2 separate regions of the Homo sapiens genome follow, and region 1 is linked to region 2. The links are chromatin loops, found by intact Hi-C in ENCODE. Cell type or tissue: mammary epithelial cell. All regions are shown on one strand. Links, peaks and the distances in the headings refer to the core of each region. The heading gives the core; the rest is flanking DNA.

Region 1 (11,056 bases), core at 3,635-8,634, 740 kb after region 2:
CTTTAGGGTTGGTGCATCTGCCATTGCCTCTGCCCATAACATCCTACCCATCAATATTCCAAGCCTCACTCTCACCTCATTCAAGTCTCTGCTCAGTTGACACCTTTTCAAAGAGGCTTATCTCAGCCATCCTTTCAAATTAGAAAGCTGCTCCTTTCTCTGCCTCAACTCTCTTTCCCCATTCCTCTGTTACTTTCTTTTTTTGTTTTTTGTTTTTGTTTTTTTTTTGGTCATACCACTTACCATCTTCTCATATACTAATTATGTACTTTACTTAATTATTACCTTTCGTATCTGCCTCCCGTGCTAGGGGTTCAGCTCCCCAAGGGCAGCTACTTTTGTCTGTTTTGTTCACTGCTGAGTCCCAAGTGCCTAAACCATATCTGGCACATAGTAGATACTTTAAAATTATTTGTAGAATAAATGAAGGAATTTCTTCTTTGTAAATATTTTTTCTTATACCTCATTAGCATGTATCATTTTAATAAATAAAACATTTTTGCAAATCCACAATTAGGTATTTTTGTCACCAGTCAACTTTTTTTTAAAGACTGGTTAATCCCATAAGGGTTCTCTCCTTCAATAGAATTAAATCTGTGAATCTCCTATGACATTATCACCCTTAAAGTTTATCCACAGCTCCAGGTCCAACAGCTATCCTGATACCAAAAGCTGTTCAACTGATTTTTTTTTCAGCCATTGGTGATTTTTTCTGCAGCACTAGCCACAAATGTTCTCTTCAGTCTGCTTCAACTATTAAAACAAGGAGAGGAACAGCCTCAACTGGCCCTTCTAAGGTTCCTGAACAAGGTTCCCTTGAAATACTTTGTATGTCTGTGACAAAGACAGAGAAAAATAATTATTTACGTGCCAGGAACTCTCTCTACCACTCTGCTGGCTAGCTTTTACCTCTTTGGTAGACAGTGCCTGCGCTATTAGCTAAACTCTGACAACTGGATGTTTGTACCTAGCTCTTCTCCCTGATTTTCATCACTGAAAGCTCCAGCAGGTTCTTGGTTCACCAGCAGACCTGCTTGGATTCATCCTGTTTTCAGTTACAGACTAAGCTCTCCAGAGTAAATACATGCAGCTAAAAACCTTCAGACAAGTGGCTTGGGTGGAGGAAGTTTACCACCCCCATCATCTCCATCAGCCACCCCAAATAAGCATCACATCTAAGTAATAGACATCATGCTCACAACTAAAAGGCAGGGTTGTATAATGGACAAGTGTATAGATTTTGGAGTAAAACTACATTGGCTTAAGTCCTTTCTTCACCACCCGTGTATGACTTTGAGCAAGTTACTCACAATGCCTCAACTGGAAATCAGTACAGTAAGGTTAATAATAAAACATCCATCATAGGGTTGTTTTGAAGATTAAATGAAGCATTCTCACTGCAAAATAAATTTTCAATCAATGGTAGTTTAAATTATTATGCAAACTCTGTTGCAGAACAAGTCCCTAGCTGACCCCCTTTGAACCAGATTGGCACCCCTAAGCCCTTTATTTAGAAAGTTTGGGAGAACCCCTGATTTAGACAAGATTTGCCAAGCACTTCCAGTTTTCTATGGTCACCAATCCAATAGCTCTTAAAAGGAGATATCTGTTTGCTTATGCTGTAAGACCGCCAGCCCAGTGACACCCTCTACCCAACACCTTCACACAGAGAACCAAATAACCAGAAGGGCACAGGCCATGTTGCCTGTTCTCCAGTCTGTGAGCAAGGGTAAAGTTAGCATTTTCAGACAGAGTCTGCTACCGAGTAGAAATCAGCCATCTTGGAGTCTATACTCCCACGACCACCTCAGTCTCACACTTCTGCAACCCCAAAGATTATTCACAATTGCAATTTGATAAGATCTACCAAAGACTGCAAATGCAATTAAGACTTGAAGCATCTCCCATTTTCCATTTTAGTCAAAGAGAACAATGCCAAGCAACTTCTTGAAAAGTCAGAGTTTCCAGAACTCTGTGCCCAAATTTCAGACCAAGAGCTGGGAACTGATGAAAACACAATGTAATCTTAACCCCATGCAACCTACTCAGTTTCTAACATTTATCACCCAAGTGATCTATTTGGATGAAAAGGAAATTCTATCTGTTGCAGAATTATGTTCTACACGAATTCAAGGAGAATTTGTTTCATTTGCCATTTCTTCTGGGCCATGAGGGTCTCCTTGTCCTCTGAAAAAGCAGATGGTGCAGCTGAGGTTGTGAGCTCTCTGACCAAATCCAAGTGACAGGAAGGGGACCTGCAGGCACAAAGAAGCAATTTGACTTAGAAACGTCACACTGCAGGCTGCCGATTAAAAACCTTTGTTGAGATGCAGTCAGCCATGGAAGATGTCATGTGTTGTCAGGTTTAGAGACACCTGTGCCACTGATGGGTGGCTTCTTCCATTGACTTCGGCACTCCATCTGAAGTGAGAGGGCATTCCTACCAAGAACTCTGAGACTTAAAGGGAGAATGACACAGGAACAAAGAACACAAGCCTAAAAGTCAGATTATTATGCTACCACTGACTCTATTATGAAATTCTCAGTTCTCCAGACCTCGGTTTATCTTCTGTGCAGTGAGGGATTTGAGCTATAGGATCTCTGCGGTCTGTAACTCCAGCCACAGGAAATGGAAGTCTGCTCCCTTTCACAAAGGCTCTTTGTCGTGAAATCCCTTGCTGCTGACCCCCTGGACCTCATGCAAGCACCATCTTTAGAAATTAGCATTATATTGATTTTGACTTGGCTGTCATTGATGCTTCTGTTTTATGTGTTTTAATTAAATGTTATTATTTGCCACTGTGTCCCGAGGCCATGTGTTGGGAATGGGTGAGATTGCATAAATCAGACGTGGAATTCTATGTTGGGAGTCCATTGACTCTCTCAGGATATCGCTGTAATTATTTCCCTTGGATCAATAGAGAAGCTTTGATGTTGTCTTTACAGCCAAGAGAAGGCTTCTTTCCATTTATCTCCCACCTTGTTGAAAATGCACAGAGCCCTTCTCTAAAACTCACCCTCCCTTAATATAAAAATGAGCATTTCATTGTGTTTTCAATGTTGTTGCTATTTTTTAGGCACTGTCATCTTTCAGAGCCACCTCCACCTGGGGACTGGGAGCCAGTTTCACTCTGCGACATGAAGTCCCGTCTTGGGCCTGGGCCTTCTGTCCGTTCCCCTCCGGCTCCCATCATGGTTCCTCTCTGCACTGCAGGCCTGGGGCCACTATTCATTCTAAACTTCTTCTAGATGCTTGTGTTATCAAGGATGTCATTTTTATTACCCTCTCTACACTCGCATGTCTGCCTTGCATAAAGTTAGCTCTCAGTGCATGTTGGTTGAATCGAACTAAGAGGAGAGAGTGAGGAATTTGAACTTCTCTCCAGCAGAGTCACCTAGAGCCAGTCGAGGTTCATTTCAGAACCTGTACCCTAACTGGGACAGGAAAGACTGTAGCTGGAGGAAGAAGAGAGGCTATGGTTTTCTAGAGCATCATTCTGTATGTTAAGTCCAAACAATACTAACGTTTTTTTAAAAAACTCCCATTATATATAATAAATTCTTAGCATACTTTGGGGGTGGGGCTGGGAGGGATGATTTACTAACCATTTTTTGCTCATGCTTAATAAATATTTCCTGAAAGTATACAAGTCAAGAATCCAATTCAAGAAATGAGAAAAAAGAGCATCTTCCTCAAAAAAAAGAAAAAAAATTTTTTTAAATCAATGAAATTCATTTTGTACTGTTTACAATTTTATTGCTGCATCCTAGGCACTGACACATAATAAATGCTCAATAAATATTTATTGAACAAAAATAAATCAATAAACAAATATTTCTTGAATAGATATTTACATAGAAATGAGGCACCAGAGCAAGTGCAAATATCCCCTCAGACTCCCTGTCTTCCTCAATCCAAATCCAACCACCTCCAAGAAACAGGGCTTTCCCCAACACTGGCATTTTCATTTTTCTGAATTTCTAAAGCCATAGGTTTCTGCTTAATTATACCTTTATTTACTTAAAAAATATTTATAGAGCACTATGTGCCAGTCACCATTCCAAGCACTCATATATATCTCATTTAATCCTTAAACAATTCCATGAGTGGGTATTAATATTACTAATATTATTATCTTCAACTTACTGATGAGAAAATTGAGGCATGAAAGAGCTAAATAACTTGGCCAAGATCACACAGCCAGTGAGTACTGGAGTCAGGATTTATCTATTTTTATTTTATTTTATTTTAGAGACAAGATCTTACTCTGTTACCTAGGCTTGAGTACAGTGGTACAATCACAACTCACAGCAACCTCGACCTCCTGGGCTCAATCAATCCTCCCACCTCAGCCTCCCAGGTAGCTAGGACTACAGGGTCACACCACCATACCAGGATAATTTTTTTTATTTTTTTGTAGAGACAGGGTCTCACTTTGTTGCCCAGGTTGTTCTCAAACTCCTGGGCTTAAACCGTCTTTCTGCCTCAGCCTCCCAAGGTGGGTAAGCCCCAGAATCTGTTTTTGTGACCACTATTCTGGGCCACTACCACCCTTGCCATGATTGATCTTCAGTTGTTTCATGCCAACCTGGGCTCTCTCGTTGTCCTGTGAGCCTCCTGACAGGTGGGACCACAACTCCTGCTGCTTTTATCACATTCCCCCATCATATTTATTCAATAAATGTTTATTAAGCACCTCCTTTGTTTCTGGCATGTTCTAGGTTCCAGGAATACAGCAATGAACCAGACTGTCCAATCCCCTCCTCATGGAGTTTACATTCCAATGAGAGAAAAACAGACGATACCCAGGCAAACAAGATACTTAGAGATCATTACAAGTGCGATAAAGGAATAAAACAGAGTGAGGAGTCAGGAGGCCTTGAGGCAGAGGGAGCCTCCTTACATCATGGGGTGAGAAAGGGCTGTCTGCGCTGAGCCCTGAGGAAAAAGAGCCAGCCAGTGAGGAGTTAAGGGAAGAGAGCTCAGGTGCAAAGAGCCTGAGGCAGAAATGGGCTTGGCAAGTTCTGGAAGGAGAAAGATGCCTGGAGGGTGACCAAGCAGGATAGGAGAGGGGAACAGAGCTCAGAGCTTGCAGGCCTGGGGAAGTTTGGATTCTGCACACGGTGTTGAGAGAAGCCACAGGACATGACACAGCGCTCACATGACACAGTGAACACTAAACGACTACCACATCTCTATACCTGGGTGCCTCTCTGCACACCAAGCTACCTGGAACCACTGAGCACTGCCTCCGGGGTGCCCCGTTACCCCCAAAATTGCTGTTCTAGTAGGGTGCCGGGGACAACCTTGTGGGCCTGGAGTCAGATGGTCTGAGTTTCAATCTCTACTCTTCTGATCACACGTTGAATGACTTTAGGCAAATTATTGAACCTAAGCTTCAGTTTTCTAGCCTGAAAAAAGTACATCATAAAGGACATATCCCAGATTACTGTAAGGGTTAAATGAGCGGATAGGTACCACATGCTCAGTCGTTCTTATGTTGTGGTGGTGATGTTTATTAATCGTGCTAGGAGTTCAGCCCTGAAGTGTAAACACTTCCTAGCAGAACGTGCTGTAATTTCTGGCATCAGCTATACCGTTTTCTGGGCTAAGAGCAACAGATCAGTGAAAAGGGTCTGAAAAGAAGAAAAAAAAAAACGGTATGATACAACACGTCTACTATTTCCCAAATAACATGACCTCTACTTTCTATTTTTTATGCAACACGCTGGAAAGTTCTAATGCATTCAAAATCCCTCTCCAAGCTCTCTCTGGTTTCTTATTAGCATATGTCCAGAGACAACATCAGTCGTGCGACCCTCTGAGGAGAATCGATGACTGAAAATGTAGCGCGCCATGACCAGAAACTCAATTCCCGGCCAGATGAAAAAAGAAGCCCATTTAACCCAAGGAATGTCAAGGCCAGGGTTTCTGTTCAGATATCCTGAGAAACGAGTTACATGGAAACGCCGAGACGGAGGCCTCCATCCCCACGCCGAGCATGTCTTTTCTTTGGTGCGCCAAGGAACCCATTAAGAACCAAGCCCTGGCGCCATCTCCTGGCAGTCTCGAAAACTGAAAAGCAGACGTTTAACACAAGGGACCCCTCCCTCTCCTTGACAGAAATTAAGTTCGGGGGAAAAAAACTGGTAATTTCATGGGAACTTCTGTGTTTTCAACCTCCTGTTAAATATTTGAATCGAGAAGAGCAGATGGTAGCAGTCTCAGCCATTTACAGTCCCCACAAGGGACTGTCCCTGCTATACCGCCACTTCCTTTGTTTCTGTAAGAGCTTGTCACTCAACAGAGGTACCAGAGATCAGAGCCAGCACATTTATCTGCAGTAGCTGGTGCTTGGCCCCACTCCCACAAGTGCACCCAGCATTACCTGAGGATAGTCCTCTGCCCAAATTAACATCTTCAAATACATCTACTTTCTCAAAATACTTTACACAAAGAAAGCATGCATGAAATCTGCCTTCAAAGAGGTGGGCTCCAAACTCACTGCAAAGCTGCAAGCCCAAGTTCACCTCAGTACCCAGAATCTCATGATAAGGATCAGTTTGGGGTCTTGCTCTCCCTAGGGAAAGACCAGGTGGCACCTTTGCCTTCACAGCCACTTTCACTTTCCAAGGCTTTGCCTGGCCCGGGGAGTTTCCGCAGTTAGCGTTCAGCTTCATACTCACCATAAAGCCAGGTAACTTGGCATCATTAGACACAGAGCCTGAAATGACTAGAAAAAATAAATCTGCAGGGTTGCTGACCAAGGAGTGAACCAAAATCCCCAGGAATTTGGTCTTATTCCTCTGGAAGGACAAGCAGGGTGGTTTTGAAAACAGGGAAGCCATTGGCTGGGCTGGTTCCTCCCTGCTTTACTCAGGGATATATATTTACTTATTTAAAATGCATTGAGCCCTTTCTGCTTGGCAGATAATGTAAAAAGCACTTTACCAGCAGTTCTTTATTTAATCTCAACAACAACCCATACAACTGGTATCATTTTTATTTCCATTTAACAGATAGAAAACAGAGAGAACTTTACATAACTTGCCCAAGATCTTAGAGCAAATAAATGGTAGAGAAAGGATTCAAGTTTATGCATCCTGATTCTTCTTAACCACATAAGAAAGTATCTCTCAGAGACCCAGGACTTGGGATTTTCATTGGCACTTCTGAAAACACAGCCACTCCTCATGTTTGTAGGATGAATGAAATGGGATAATTTTCCCTAAAGAAAAAAGGTGCCCTCCATAGCCCTTCGAATGTGTGTGTGTGGTGGGGGAGGAGGAGATGCAGTAGCATCTGGCCCCGAATTTTAGTCCTTCTTGAACAGCATATACCCCATGTAAATTCTTTCCCCTGAGTCTTCACACGCTTGATCCAGTTACTGAACCGTAGTCCTCATCCCCAGCCCATTTTTTAGGACCTTGTCCTTAATTTTCTCATATCATTCATGCCTGATGACTGATTTCTCATGGTTATTTGCAAAAGCACAAATACAAATGCTATTAACTGGTAATAAAACAAGCCAGCCATTTCTAAAACTCAGTGCTGGTGACTGCTTAGTGGTCTTTGGGGACCCTGGGTTTGCCAGATCCCACTAAAGCAAACATTGCTTTCGATACAAACTTGCCAAGCGTGATTTGTAGTGATTCGAGACCAGGACAAGGCAGTACACAGTCAGGTATGGGGCGGCCGGGTATGGGTAGTGAGTTCTACTCATGCTCAGAAATAGAAATGGTTGGCATGGTGGGAGCAGTCAGAGGGGAAGCCACTGCTCCTGCCCCTGCTCTCTTTATACCTTGCCTGACCTCAGTATCTGATGTGTAAAATGACAGAGCGCAGTTGATAACAAATCCCTTTTGAGCACTGACCATAATTCAGGCACTCTGTGGTCCTGGTGATACAGTGTTGAACAAGACAATGATTTTGTCCTAATGGATTTTATAGTGTGGTGGGGAAGAAGGGGAAGGCAGATGATAAACAGATAAATAGATAAGTTACATGGTAGGTAGTGATACAGGCTACAAATAAAAGTAAGTCAGGGTAAAAGGATAGTGAGTTGCAGTGGGGTGCCAGAAAGGGAGGCTAGGGAGATCTCTTTGATGAAATAACATTAGAGTAGGGGTGTGGATGAAGTGAGGGAGCAACCCAAACTCAAAGCTGTGGGAAGAGCATTCCTGGAAGAAGCAGCAGGGAGGAAAAGGCCCTGAGATAGGAACGACGCAATGTGTCCGATGAGCAGCAAGGAGACCAGTGTGGCTGGGTCACCAGGAGTGTTGGGGAGTGGCAGGAAATGAGGAGCACCCAGGAGCCAGAGCATGGAGGGCCTGGCAGGCCATGGGAAGGAGCTCAGTTAGGAAGCCCCTGAAGGCTTTAGAGTGTGTGCCAGGCAGGGCGTGGTGGCTCATGCCTGTAATCTCAGCACATTGGGAGGCCGAGGCTGGTGGATCACTTGAGCTCAGTTTGAGACCAGCCCGGGCAACATGGCAAAACCTCATCTCTACAAAAAATACAAAAAAAAAAAAAAAATAGCTGGGCATAGTGGTAAGTGCCTGTAGTCCCAGCTACTTGGGGGGCTGAGGTGGGAGAATCACTTTAGCCCAGGAGGTTGAGGCTGCAGTGAAATGAGATTGCACAACTGCACTCCAGCCTGGGTGACAAAGTGAGAATGTGTCTTAAAAAAAAAAAAAAAAAAAGTGCGTGTGCCAGAGTATCTCTAACTCTCTCCGAATCTAGGCCTTGAGACTTGAGCAGGACCATCCTAAATAAGTAGGACCTAGACTGGAGGAATACAAATGCTAAGTATTCACATTTAACATGGTATGGGCTCCTTTGCAGTTAGAGAGTCACTTAATTAGGGAGGTAACCAAAGCAAGCAGAAAAATACCAGAGTTAGAGGTTCAGAGACCAAAGAGAGTCCCAAGCATTTCATGAGCAAATTGGGAAATACGTGGTGCAACTGACCTCTTTAGGCAGCCAGTCCCTTATGCTGTCTCTCTTCTGGCCCAAGACTCTCAATATGGTGCCCTGTTAGGGCCATGCAAGGCCCTGTCCTCCTAAATACCAACCTGCCATTTGAAACTTATTCCTCCTTGTTTCATTGCCACTGTTATCTGTACTGTAGATTACAGGTAGTTGCTAATGTAAAATAAATCCAAGCTAACTTGGCACTTCCCAAATTTCCTAGAAGTCTACTAAGGTAGAAGAGAGAAAATTGTGGCCCCAGAGCATCTGGAAGTTGTAAGGTAAGAAGCAGTCTGTTGCAAGCAGGAAACTTAATTGAAGATTCACATTTTGTCATAAAATTCATGTGAATGTTGCATTCTATTCCAGGTCTATTTGTAAGAACTTAACAGCAATGTGTTACATTACTCAATGACCAAATATGACCCACCAAGAAAATATGTCACATACATTATCCTGTGCTTTGCCACACACCTAGCACACTCTACTGTGTCCCTATGACTGGAAAAACGCAACTTTTTCTAGTTGAAAAGCATTAAGTTGATAACTAAACTTAACCCAGTTAAAGCACTCTTCTCTCCAGAAAGATCTTAAGTCATTGCTAATATTTGGGATTTCAAAGATCATGGCTCACCATTGGAAGGAAAATGTGAAGCAGAGGGCTCCTAAAGCAGATCTGGGTGTCTTCTTAAATAAAGACCCTAATGCCAGGCCCGATTCCACAGTTGTTTATCTTAGGAAAGCCCAAGCCATTTCAACTATGGGTTGAGTTGCCAATACAAGTTGGAAATATTCTGCATCTTAGCCATCTCTGAACATCAGCAGGCATACATGAGAATAGCGTGCACAATATGGCAGCTTCATAGCTTTACATAAGTGTGAGTACATTCCTTCAGTGTCGCACGCCTTAGAAAGTAATGTTGCAGTGAATACGAAAAGCATTCACAAACTGACATTTCTGTTTACCTAAGTGGTAGTTAGCAGCATCTCTGAATGATGATGTTTCTCCTATTATTTAATATCTGACAATATCTTGGCTCATGTTCTAGTGGATTTGATATAAGAAGGTTACTTGTGCAACACAGTTGTCTGTAGAGATAGAAGAATGTACTTATTTGGGGGTAAAAAGGAAAATAGAAGGATATATGCATTATGATACATGCGTCAATATCACTGTGACTATACAATGCTGTATCTTGAGGGACTTACTCTAAATACCATCCTTTCTTCCATCACATAATGCACATAATCACAGGCTTTCTGGCTCCTAGAAAAGGAAAGAATGCCATATTGATTGCTGTGGATACTAGCGGATTGAGCAGGCTGCTTCTGCCATACAGTGGGGACTGTTGAAATGGCAGCCACAGGAAGTGTCACCTACTTTCAGTCAAAGAGAAAACGTAAAATATTTACTGTCTATGCAATTCCTATTTTCAGTTATCTCAAATTAACAACAATTATAATACATAGCACACACAGAATGCTTTATATAATTGCAAGTGCATTGTGCAGCACAAAATGTACTGAAGATATGGTAAATATATAATTTCATTCTGTCATTTTACCTTATTAAATATCTAGTTTTTCTTGTATTTACAGTAAGACTACTTTTTAAAATTCAGGTCTGATATGTGTTTTTATACTTAATTTTAAAAATAGTATACTAAGTCCAAAGTAAGTAGCATTTTTGCTTTAGGGGGCAAAAATATCTCAGTCTGTGATGACAATTTTTTTTTCTATGAGAGGTTCCGTTTTTGTTTAAGCTAAGCATTGTTTTTAGGTAGAATATTCCTACCCCAAAGATTTAAGAATTCTTATAAAATAAATAGAAGTCTTTGTTTAACTTATAAGTTAGTTTTTAAACTGGATATTAAAAGAATACTCTAATGGTTGACTTCCCAAATTGATAGAGGCAGATGCAGGGATGGGTTATTTGGGCAGCTTTCCAGGGCACCAATCAACCAGGAGAACTGAAACATCAAGGAAAGCATAATGAAATGAATTTATGAAATCTCTATTTCAGACAGACTATTATATCTAATCTGAAGGAACATCTGTGATAAGCTTTTTGCATCTGGGAGGAAAACC
Region 2 (11,056 bases), core at 3,604-8,603:
GGCTCACTAGCAGTCTTGGATGTTCCCGTTTGGAGTGCTGGTTCAGCTCATCATGTGTCTGAGACCAGAACACATCCCCAACTCCCCAGGAATAAAGGGACAAGGTGAGTGTGAGCCAAAATGCTTATCTTGGGAACTCCAACAGGGGGCCTCACCCAGTCCATTAACAACCCTGAATGCAGCAGTGAGAAGGGGCAGCTGCAGTCCCAAACACGCATGCTGGGGCACTGTCTGGATGGGCAGCCACTAGCCACACATGGCTTTTGAGCCCCTAAAATGTGGCTATTCTGAATGGAGACATGTGCTCTAAGTGTAAAATGCACATTAGATTTTGAGGACTTACTGTAAAACAGGATTATAAAATTTCTCAATTTTTATGTTGATTACCTGCCAAAATAGTATTTTGCATATATTGGGTTAAATATGGTATATTATTAGATTTAATTTCATCTTAATGGGGTTATTAAAAATAATTAAAAATCACATATGTGGTGCATATTTGCGGCTTGCATTGCATTCCTGTTGGACAGTGCTGGTCTAGAAGATCCCATTGTCACTGCTGGAGCCATTTGGAAACAGGTAGTGTCATTAGGATGTCTTAGTTTCAAGGAATAACAACCCCAACTCAAAGTGGTATTAATAATAAAGAAACACATTATCTCAGAGCAGTTCGAGGCTGGGGAGCACCAGTGTTTCGAACACCATGGCTTGCTGGCATCATTAGACCCAGTGCTTCTCACTTTCCCACTTTGCTGTCATCTGGCTCATGCGAGGTCAATGTGTATCTATGGAAGTCCCAAGCGTCCATCTAATGTCCAGAGAAAACTAGGTGGCGGGGGGGTGGTGTTGCCTTTTCTTATCTCCCTTATTAGAAGTGGAGACATCTTTCTAGATGTCTAATTAGCCATAATTGGGTCACATAGTTTTGCTGAACCACTCACTGGCAAAGTCGTCGGATCCTGAATGGCTTGGAGTAATCTAGAGTAAGAAGTCTGTTGGGGAGGAAAGAACCAAGGCCATGATAGGAGGAACGAACATTTTGGACCAAATAACCCTTGATGTTCTTGGACAATTTAGTGAAACATCACAGGTCTCACAAGGACTACTACATATTCTGCTACTGAGACAGGGCTTATTTAGTTTGAAACACAAAAGAGATGTTATTGTGTTTGTATTCATAGGCTATTGTAGCTTAACAAACAAATAACTTTATATAAATAGACAAATAAAGCAAATAAAATCCCATAGTTCCATGTGGCAGAATGGAAAGAACACTGTATCCAAATACCACAATCTAGAGAGTTGGCTTTACTAACACCTTGACTACTAATTTGTTGTGGCACCTGTAAAGCTCAGCTAACCTTTCTGTGCTTCTGCTGGTTAACCTTTAACATGAATGTCCAAAGATTATGAGTCCATATGGCAAAATAATCACATGAATTCTTCACTTATTCTCTAATACAAACATATAACGCATGGTGATAGAAATGGAATATAACATATTTTTAAAATACATGTCTTAGAGAAAAAGGGAACATCTCTTTTAAAAATAAAAAAATAGCAAGTGTTTGGAAAGTTGAAGTTATGGGGCTCATAGGGAGTAGGTGCTGTCAAAGTTCCTTTGGAAATGAGGGTCAAGAGAACTCTATTTATTATGAGAGACCAAGTTCCTTGAATTAAGCAGGGGGCTGGACAGCACCTCCATCCAGGGAACTGGGACTGAAATTTTTCTGCTTGACCACATAGCTATGGCTAGAAACATTCTACTTGTGTAGAGAGGAGCCCATGTAATAAAGAGAACCAGGCTAGCACAGGGCACAGGTGTAATGCATTACCTGCTTGAGCTGAATGATTGGAACTTTCATGTAAGACTATCCTGGAAGTGTGAGGTCTAGAAGGCCAGGCTAAGGCAACCATGGGAAGGAACAGGCATTCAGGAAAGTTTCATGCAAGATGAAATCTCAAATAAAATCTACAAAGCACACACAAAAAATTATTGCAACACGAATCCATTATGAGATTCGACGAGTGAGAATTCATACCCAAAGAAACTGGAATGACATATAAATTTCAAATAACTTTAAACTTAACATGCTTAGAATTCTTAAAGAGATTAAGGATGTATTAATAGCATTCTTTCGATATTAAATGGGAGGTTATATGGCAAGAACAAGAAGATATAAAATAAGCTTGTTGAAAATTAAATTTTATTCCCTGAATTAGGAAAAAACACACTCAAAAAGTAAACCTTAATACTTAGCATAAACAAGAGACTGGGCAGACTTGAAGGCAGAATAAAAGAATTGGAAGATTGCGCTGAGAGGGGTCATACAGAACTTAGCCTAGACCTAGCCTAGAAAGAGGAGATAGAATAAAAGAGTTCAGGTAAAAGAAAAATAGACAGAGAAACACAGACCACACATCCAATGGGAGTTCCAGAAGGAATGAATAATAAAAATTGGGCAGAAAAACTACCTAAAAATATAATAACAGAGAAAAAATTTAATTGAAAAAATATAAAAATCCTCAGACTGAAAAATCATCCTGAATGCTTAGGAGGACAAAAATAAATAAAAATAAAATTCACATTTAGATAGAGTGGTCTAAAATTAAAATGGATATTAAACAATTAAAAAGTTGTCTTGATTTTATGAAATTATTTTGAGGCTCAAATGAACAATGGGTGGGAAGGTGCCCTGTGGAGAAGAGCAGGTAATGCTACGATGTGCTGGGGTTAGAGTTGATAATCAGTCATATCTCCCCCCAACTCTGAGTTTGGAACCAGCTGAGAAATAGCCACAAAAGATAGAGAATGAAGATACAAATATCAGCTTTATTATGGATAAGTCTAGATTGGAGAACACTATCCACCTTCAAGCAAGATGATTCTGATACATAATAATACTTGGGGGCTGGCCGCAGCAGCTCACGCCTGCAATCTCAGCATTTTGGGAGGCCGAGGTGCGAGGATCACTTGAGGTTAGCAGTTTGAGAGCAGCCTGGCCAATATGGTGAAACCCTGTCTCTATTAAAAATACAAAAATTAGCCAGGCGTGGTGGTGGGCCCCCACTTGGGAGGCTGATGCAGGAGAATTGCTTGAACCTAGAAGGCAGAGGCTGCAGTGAGCCAAGATCGCACCACTGCACTCCAGCCTGAACAACAGCATGAGACCCTGTCTCAAAAAACAAAAAACAAACAAAAAACAAAAAAGACGAATCACTTGCTGCATTCCTTTTCTTTCTTTTTCTTTTTCGAGACAGGGCCTTGCTCTGTCACTCAGGCTGGAGTGCAGTGGTGTGATCTCGGCTCATTGCAACCTCTTCCTCCCAGGTTCGAACAATTCTCCTGCCTCAGCCTCCCCAGTAGCTGGGATTACACCTGCCACCACACCTGGCTAATTTTTAAATTTTTTTGTAGAGAAGGGGTCTCACTATGTTGCCCAGGCTGGTCTCAAACTCCTGGACTCAAGCAATCCTTCTGTGTTGGCTTCCCAAAGTGCTGGGATTACAAGTGTAAACCACCATGCATGTCCACTGTACTCATTTTCTACTGCTGTGTAATAAATATTTTAAATTTACCAGCTCAAAACAACACAGATTTATGATGTCACCATTCCTGCAAGTCAGGAATCTAGACATTGCTTAACTGGATCCTCTGCTTGGGGCCTCACAAGATTGTCTGCAAAGAATTGACCAGGTCTCCTTCCTTCCTGGAGCTCAGAGTCCTCTTCTAACCCTAGGGGGATGTTGAGCAAGAGTTAGTTCCTTGTGGTTACAGGACTGAGGCTGGAAGTTTCCTAGAGACTTCCCACAATTCCCTGCTTTGTGACTCTCAACATATGCAGTTGATGTGATGGCAACTTGCTTCTTCAAGGCCAGCAGGAAAGTCTTGCTTCTTCAGTCTGCTAAAACTTCTATCACAACATAATTATGGGGTGACAGCCCGACATCTTTGTTGTATAATCTAATCTAAGCAAGGGAGTGATCGCCTATCACTTTTGCCATATTCTGTTGAGTAGAAGCAAGTCACAGATTCATCCACACATACAGGGAGTGGATTACAAAGGGCTTGAACAGCAGACAGCAGGAATTACCGGCAGTCACCCTAAGGTCTGTCCACCACGCTCACTGTCCTAATCTATAAAATGGGAATATTTCACAAATGGGAATATTTGTTATGTGTATCAAACAAAATAATAATATGAGAAAGGGCTTGACACAAAGAAAATGCTCAGTAATGTGAAATACCCTTTTCTGGCCCAAGAAGAGGGTCAGTGACGATCAGACCACAGGGTAGTAATTTAAATTTTTAGTCAATGCCTCAGTGCTGATGCAGATTGTCTAAGGGCTGTATTTTTAAAAACACAGAGAGGATATGTCATCTGCCCAAGGTCCTATAATGATAGAGCACAGACAACCTGGAGTCTTTGTCTGACTTCACAGTCAGCACATCACAGTGCCCAGCCGCTCCTGTCCAATGACCTGAGGCCTCTCAGTTCCCCTGTAGCCCTACAATTCATGTCACTCTGAAGGTCCACCCAAGAGCTCTGCTTTTTAAACTAAGTCTGGAGTCTCCAGATTTCTTTATGTACCCCTTCCTCAAATTTGAGCATACATCCCCAAAATGTGTATCTGTGTTTGTTTATAAATTATACATATAAGCTATCATATTAGTTTATTATGAAACATACCCAAAAGAACTTTTCAAAAGATAGAAAACATGTAATAAACCATACGTTAAAGTTTTCTGCCAATTGCAATGGCTCTTCTTCATGAGCTGGTATTAGTTGGGGTTTCCATTAATTGATGGGTTAAATCTATACTTCAAATAAACTTCTTGGTGGAGTTCAATACACTTTGGCCTCTGTGTAGGCTTCTTTGTGGATCTGATTCAATTATCATTATTTTTACTTTGTAATATGATTGAAGGAGTAGGAAAAATGTCTGCTTTGCCATTTTCTTATTCTTTGCAGAATTATTAACTGCATTATTATTAATTGCACTATTATTTGATTTAACTTATTATTCTATTTAACTTGTAATTCTATTTAGTTTGTAATTTAGAGGGCAGGAGTCTTTTAAAAAATTGTTAGTTGACAACATACAAACTGTATTGTGTCACAATACACTAAACACCAGTGAAAGAACGGTAGTATAACAGTCAACCTCTTCACGGTGTGAATTCCCACTTTTCCTTCAGGATAACTCAAGTTCTGTTTGTGACCCATGACCAGCTTATATATGGACCAAGTGAGAGTACCAGTGCCATTATGTATACTAAATGTTGATCAATCTAGATTGCTTATGGGGGAGGATGAATATAAATAACTTTGGAAGTTCTGCAAACCTGTCTTTAGAGACCAGTGAATAAGATTTTTCAGTTGCGAATCCAAGTTAATCAATATTGGAGATTCTGGCATCAATATGAATAGTCATTTTAAAAAAGTATTTATCACACCTTTGCCACCTCTAATGTGTAACATTTCCATATGTCACTTAAGATATCTTGCCAAGTGAGATAAATGAAGCTTAAGAGAATTCAGTTTTATCTCAGCAGAGGGCGTCCCTTCCTTCAACAAGAGGCTGTCTTAAGACCTGGAACCTAAGCAAAGAGGTCATGAGAATAATCTCTAAGTCTAAAAGGACTAAATGAAGTTCATCCATTATCCAACCTAATGTCCTAATTTCCTGTGTGAGCTGAAGTCCAGAGAACTGCTCAGAATTCCATGGTTAGCTGATGACTAAAGAAGGACTAGAATTCAGGCCTCCTATCCTCAGCTCAGGGCATTCTCCAATATTCCCCACAGCCCTTTAATGCACATTTATTAGGAAATATTTATTAGGAATAGTAAGGCTAGCTCATTTACATTTAATGGAATCACTGATAAATTTGGGTTTTAATCTAGCATCTTATTTCATGATTGATATGTTCTACCTCTTCTATGATTCTTTTTCTCATCTCTTGACTTCTTTGGGATCAACTAAGATATTTTAATCATTAGTCTTCCCCTTTACTATTTTGGAAGATTTGCAATAACTATTCTTTTAGTGGCTGGCCTAAAAATTATTATTGTTTTCTATTTATTATTTTATTTTTAACCTTTCATTGCTAACTTATCCAAATATAATATAAATGTTAATCTCTATCATTGGCCTATACAATTCAGAAAGCTTAGAACACTTCAATCCCATCTATCTACATCCCAATTAATTGGCGCTTGTCACAATTTAAAATCCTATGTAATTTTAAAATTCTATAATATATTTTTATTGTTTTTTGGTCTTCACTTCCTGAATCTCAGATTTTCCATCTGGATCATTTTACTTATCCCTTAAATAATCCTTTAAAATTTTCCAAACTCTCAGTTTTTTAGAAAAAAGTATTTATCTTTACCATATATAATATAAATGGATATATAATATAACAATATATTAATAAATAGAATATCTCCTGGGAATAGAAATCTAAGTGAGCAATTATTTTCTGTGAACATGTTGACAATACTATTTTACTGTCTTCTGACTTCAATTATTAACTTTTAAAAGTCAGCTGTCGATTTAATTTTATTTCTTTAAAGATAATATGTCCTTTTCTTTATGGCTGCTTTTAGTATATGGTGGGCTTACAGTTCAGTTTCTTTGGTTTCCTATGGTTTCACTATAAAGTTTCTGGCAGTGCTGTTCTTTAAATTTATATTGTGTAAGCTCTATTAGGCTTCTTGAATCTATTGATTGATGTCTTCTATTAGTCCTTAATATTCTTGGCTATCATATCTTAAAACATTGCCTTTAGTTTATTCTGTCTGTTTTCTTCTTCAAACACAGCAGAGTTATTTTATAGTTTGTGACTAATAATTCCAACAGACATTATTTCCAGTCATTATGGGTCTATTTGTGTTGTCTGTTGTTTCTGCTGGTGTTGTTCAGTGAACTCTGTTTCCATGTATGACTGGTTGTTTTTGACAATGTGTTGGACATTGTGTTTTAAAGATTATTTGTACTAATTTTCACAATAATTTGAGGCCTAGCGTAACATCATCTTCTTCCAAAGAGGATTTTCCTCTGCCTCTGCCAGACACTTGAGGTGCTACCAGTCTGGGTCTATCTTAAACCAAGTTCAAGGCTTGCAGTTTCCTGGACCACCCGAATGACATAAAGCCAAATCAAAATTCTTTGCAGGGATTAGCTTACTCATGATTTACCTTACCTGGATCCTTTGGGATCCCAATTTAAAATGGTCATGATTTATTAAAATCCTGACTTCTGGTGGATTACAGGTCTTGCCTTTTGCCTCCTGGCCCCAGGAATTTACCAAAAATGAATTTCTTTAGGCTTAGCAAATGTTCTTAGAGCAAAATCAGATTCAGATGTTGGTTTTACTCTCTAGGTTCTCCTCTTCTTGATTTTCTTTTTGTAATTCCTCAATATATTGTTAATACTTTGATTCTTTTAAGAAGTTTTTTTTATATTTCATTCAGTTCTTTATGTTTCCTTAGTGGGAGGATTGGTCCAAATTTTCTAATCATCAATTATTGTGAGTAGAAGTTTCAGTTTATGTATTTATCAGCAGGAAAAATATCTTTCATAGCTTTCTATTTCTACTTTATGTTTATGAAATTGTTAGTCACTATAAAGCACTTTATATATACCAAGAATACATATATATATATATATATATATATATATATATATATATATATATATATATAAAACATATCCTACAGAACCAAAATTGTTATGTAGCATTTATCAAGTCCCTTTAAAGACCCAATCCGGTATGATATGAAATTGTTTATAATATAATTTTAAGTCGTGACTACTTCAGGTGTTTGATATTCAGTATGATAAATGTGTGCTTTACCAACTCATAAAAATATAATGGAAGATTCAGTGATCTATATATAACATACATACATAATATCATATCCCACCAAGTGTGCTTATTCATCCCACTGAATGAAAGTGTATTCCCCTTCCCTGGCCTCTTTCAGGTCTTTTCTCTATCCTCATCTTCTCAATGAAGACTTTCCTATATATCCTATTTAAAATTGCAAACTCCCCCACCCTATTCCTGCATTTCTTAATCTCTTCTTGTTTTTCGCTTTTCTCCATCATACATACTTATATACTAAACATTATATATCCTGGCTCTATCTATCACTGCCTCTGCAATCTTGGTAAATCTACTTAACATCTCAATTCCTCATTTTCCCTAGGTATAAAACAGCATGAAGAAAAGCATCCAACTCTTCTTCATCTGGATGCCTCACAGTGAGTATGGTGATAGATCACAAAGGGGGTTAAATTTTAATAAGATTGTTACCATTATTGTTGCATAATAGCATTTTTTATATTAATGTGCTGGATTGTAAGAAATGACCACAAATTCCTCCTATCTATATATGCACAAATACAGTCTAATCTTCATTCTCTTATATCTGGATAGCCTTATGACCTGCTTTGTGGTGGAAATGACACTGTATGTTTTAATTGCAGGCTTCAAGAGCCTATGTAGCATCCACTCTTACCCTCCTAGAACCCTGAGACATTTATGTGAAAAAGTCTGGGATAGCCTTCTTGAGAATGAGAGACGACATGAGAAGAGAGGCCCAGCCAACTTCTTGCATCGATTGCCAGTGAGTGAGAATGTCTTCGACCATATAATCCCAGTCAAGCCACTGGAAGAATGCAACCACCTAGGTAACAATAAACAAGACCAGCAGAAGAGCTGCCCATCAATCCCAGCCCCAACTGCTGACCCATAGAACCATGAGAAAATAAATAGAAAACTGAGACAGAAACTATTTGCTAAAGAGCAAAATTGACTAAGTCTTAGAAAATATTTGAATAGTTATTTGTCCAAGAAGCAAAAGAATAAAAGTTATACTCCCTTTTATAGTAATAAACCCCTACCTACCCAACTTTTCTGCAGATAATAATTTAAAACTTCAGAAAAATAGAAAAATATCTGAGGGCAAATAAAAACAGGCAGATATTACAGAAGAGTCTATACTTGAAGAAGGAAATACCACGAGTTAAGTTTTATGTTTTTCTTTTTTGTAGCTTTTATCCTGAGAGCAGGCTATAGCTGGTGCGACATGGGGGGTCACTGAAACTCAGATAGAAACCCACAGTTTTCCTGGCTTGCAGAACCAAATGTCAGAGTTCAAGGTGGCCACAGCTTCTTGAAAATAAGAGGGAAATTCCATGAAGGAGATAATCAGAGAGAAAGAAAGAGAGAGAAAGAGAGAGAGAGAGGGAGAAAGAGAGGACACCCAAATGTTGCCTAGAAATTTCTGGTTGAACCCTATGTCTCACATTTGTGGGACAGAGCTCAGGCCTCTCAGCTGAGGCTAAGAAAACAACTTGGATTTGAGCTGCTGCCTACTTCAGGGCATACAGAATTTGCAATTTGAATTCAGCCAAGATACCTGCCTGCCTAGAAAAAGCTGCACAATATTCTTTAGAACAGCATAACAGAATACAGAGTCTCTTCAATATATCATTTATAATAGACAGAATACATTCCAAAATTGCTCAACATTTGAAGAAAAAAAAAGACCCATTCTGAAGAGAAAAAAGAACAATTTGAAGATAATACAGGTGATAGAATTGGCAGACTAGATTTTAAAGTGGTTATTGTAGCTATACTTAAGGACATAAAGAAAAACATATTCCTAATGAATGAAAAGATAAGAAAGCTCAATAAAGAACTAAAAACTATTTTTTTCTTAAAAGAACCAAATAAAAATTCTAGAATTAAAAATTACAGTATCTAAAATAAAAAATTTACTGATTGGCCTTAACAGTAAAATAGAAATAACAGAAAAGTTAGTAAGCTTTAAAATCATTCAATAGAAGTTATTCAATGTGCAGAACAGAGAGAAGAGACATTGAAAAACAATGGGCAGGTCCTCTGGGAACAGTGGACAATATCAATAGGTCTAATACGTATGTAACTGGAGTCTGAGAAGGAGAAGAGAAAAAAATTGGTCAGAAAAAATATTTGAAAAAAAGTAAAAGGTGAAAATTATTCAAATTTAGAGAAAGGCATAAAGTTACAAATTTAGGAAGGAGAGCAATCCCCAAGCAGAAGAGGATTAAACACACACCTACACATGCCCACACACACACAGGAACATCAGAGTCAAACTGCTAAAAACCAGAGAACACAAAGGATCTTATTGTAGACTCATTCTACACCAAATAAAATACTACATCCAGAGTTTCATGAACTGTTTTTATTCAGGAAATTTTCAGTGTAGGATAAATTGCTGCTTTTCACTGGAGACACAAATCCTGGGTGTGAGGAGTTCATCCACACAGTCAGGGCCCCAGGAGGTGGGTGGTTGAGGAGGAGACTACCAGTCTTTCACTTCCATTTCAGCTGGGGAAGAGCTTCTGGAGGAGACAGGATGCTGTGAGCTCTCTGGAAGACAGAAAGATTTTGACATAAATAACTCTAAAATCAGGGAAAGAGAAGTGAGATCCTCATGGTAATCTTGAGAATGACCCAACCAGAGAATCTAGTGCCTTGGAGCCAAGGGAGTTTTTGAAATGGAATTAGCAGAAAGAAATCTGGGGGGAATGGGGAAGGCCCAGAAGATTTTGATCCTTACAGCATGTATTTCCTCATATGCTTTCCCTCCTTTCTCCCACAATTTAGCATAACCCTATTCAGGGTGGATCACTTTGAAACATAGGGAGGTAGATTCTTTCCCTTCCTTTTCACCAATAGATCAGAGATGTCTGGAGGTAGCTGCCTTGGGGAATGTGTGGCCTTGTTTTGACAAATGTGGACCTCTTAGTTCATAGAGGATGATGTTAATAATTGAAAACAAATAAATAACAAAACCTCCAAATGTAAACCCAAAGTTTGCTGCTTGTTATAATTATGTTTTTCATACTAGACTAGAAATAAGGCTATTGTGTTTTTGTTTGTAGTGTAAGCCTCTTTTTCTCTTTTTATTGCCCCTCCCTTACTTCTTCATCCCTCCATCCCACACCATCTTGTTTTAGGGGCAATATTCCCAAGGGAAGGTAGTAGTCCAAGAAA

What was found. Hi-C counts contacts between places; a loop is a spot of excess contacts. Peaks named below come from ENCODE experiments on the same cell type or tissue, not always from the same donor. Only the 100,000 strongest peaks of a DNase experiment are listed, where the experiment ranks them.
Region 1: a loop joins it to region 2, with 10 times the contacts of the local background. A loop is called at or near these places in 8 of 110 quality-filtered maps.

The regions. Positions count from the first base shown.
Region 1 is chr5:71,778,103-71,789,158 of GRCh38, reverse strand. No RefSeq gene overlaps it. Among named protein-coding and RNA genes, the nearest start is that of CARTPT, 64 kb to the right of the region's middle. RefSeq lists an enhancer at 10,123-10,417. In mammary epithelial cell, for the core only: a CTCF peak has its summit at 6,061 (motif pointing left); no DNase peak of the experiment used is centred there.
Region 2 is chr5:72,518,682-72,529,737 of GRCh38, reverse strand. No RefSeq gene overlaps it. Among named protein-coding and RNA genes, the nearest start is that of ZNF366, 17 kb to the right of the region's middle. RefSeq lists a silencer at 5,422-5,716. In mammary epithelial cell, for the core only: a CTCF peak has its summit at 5,572; DNase peaks (open chromatin) are centred at 3,727 and 5,577.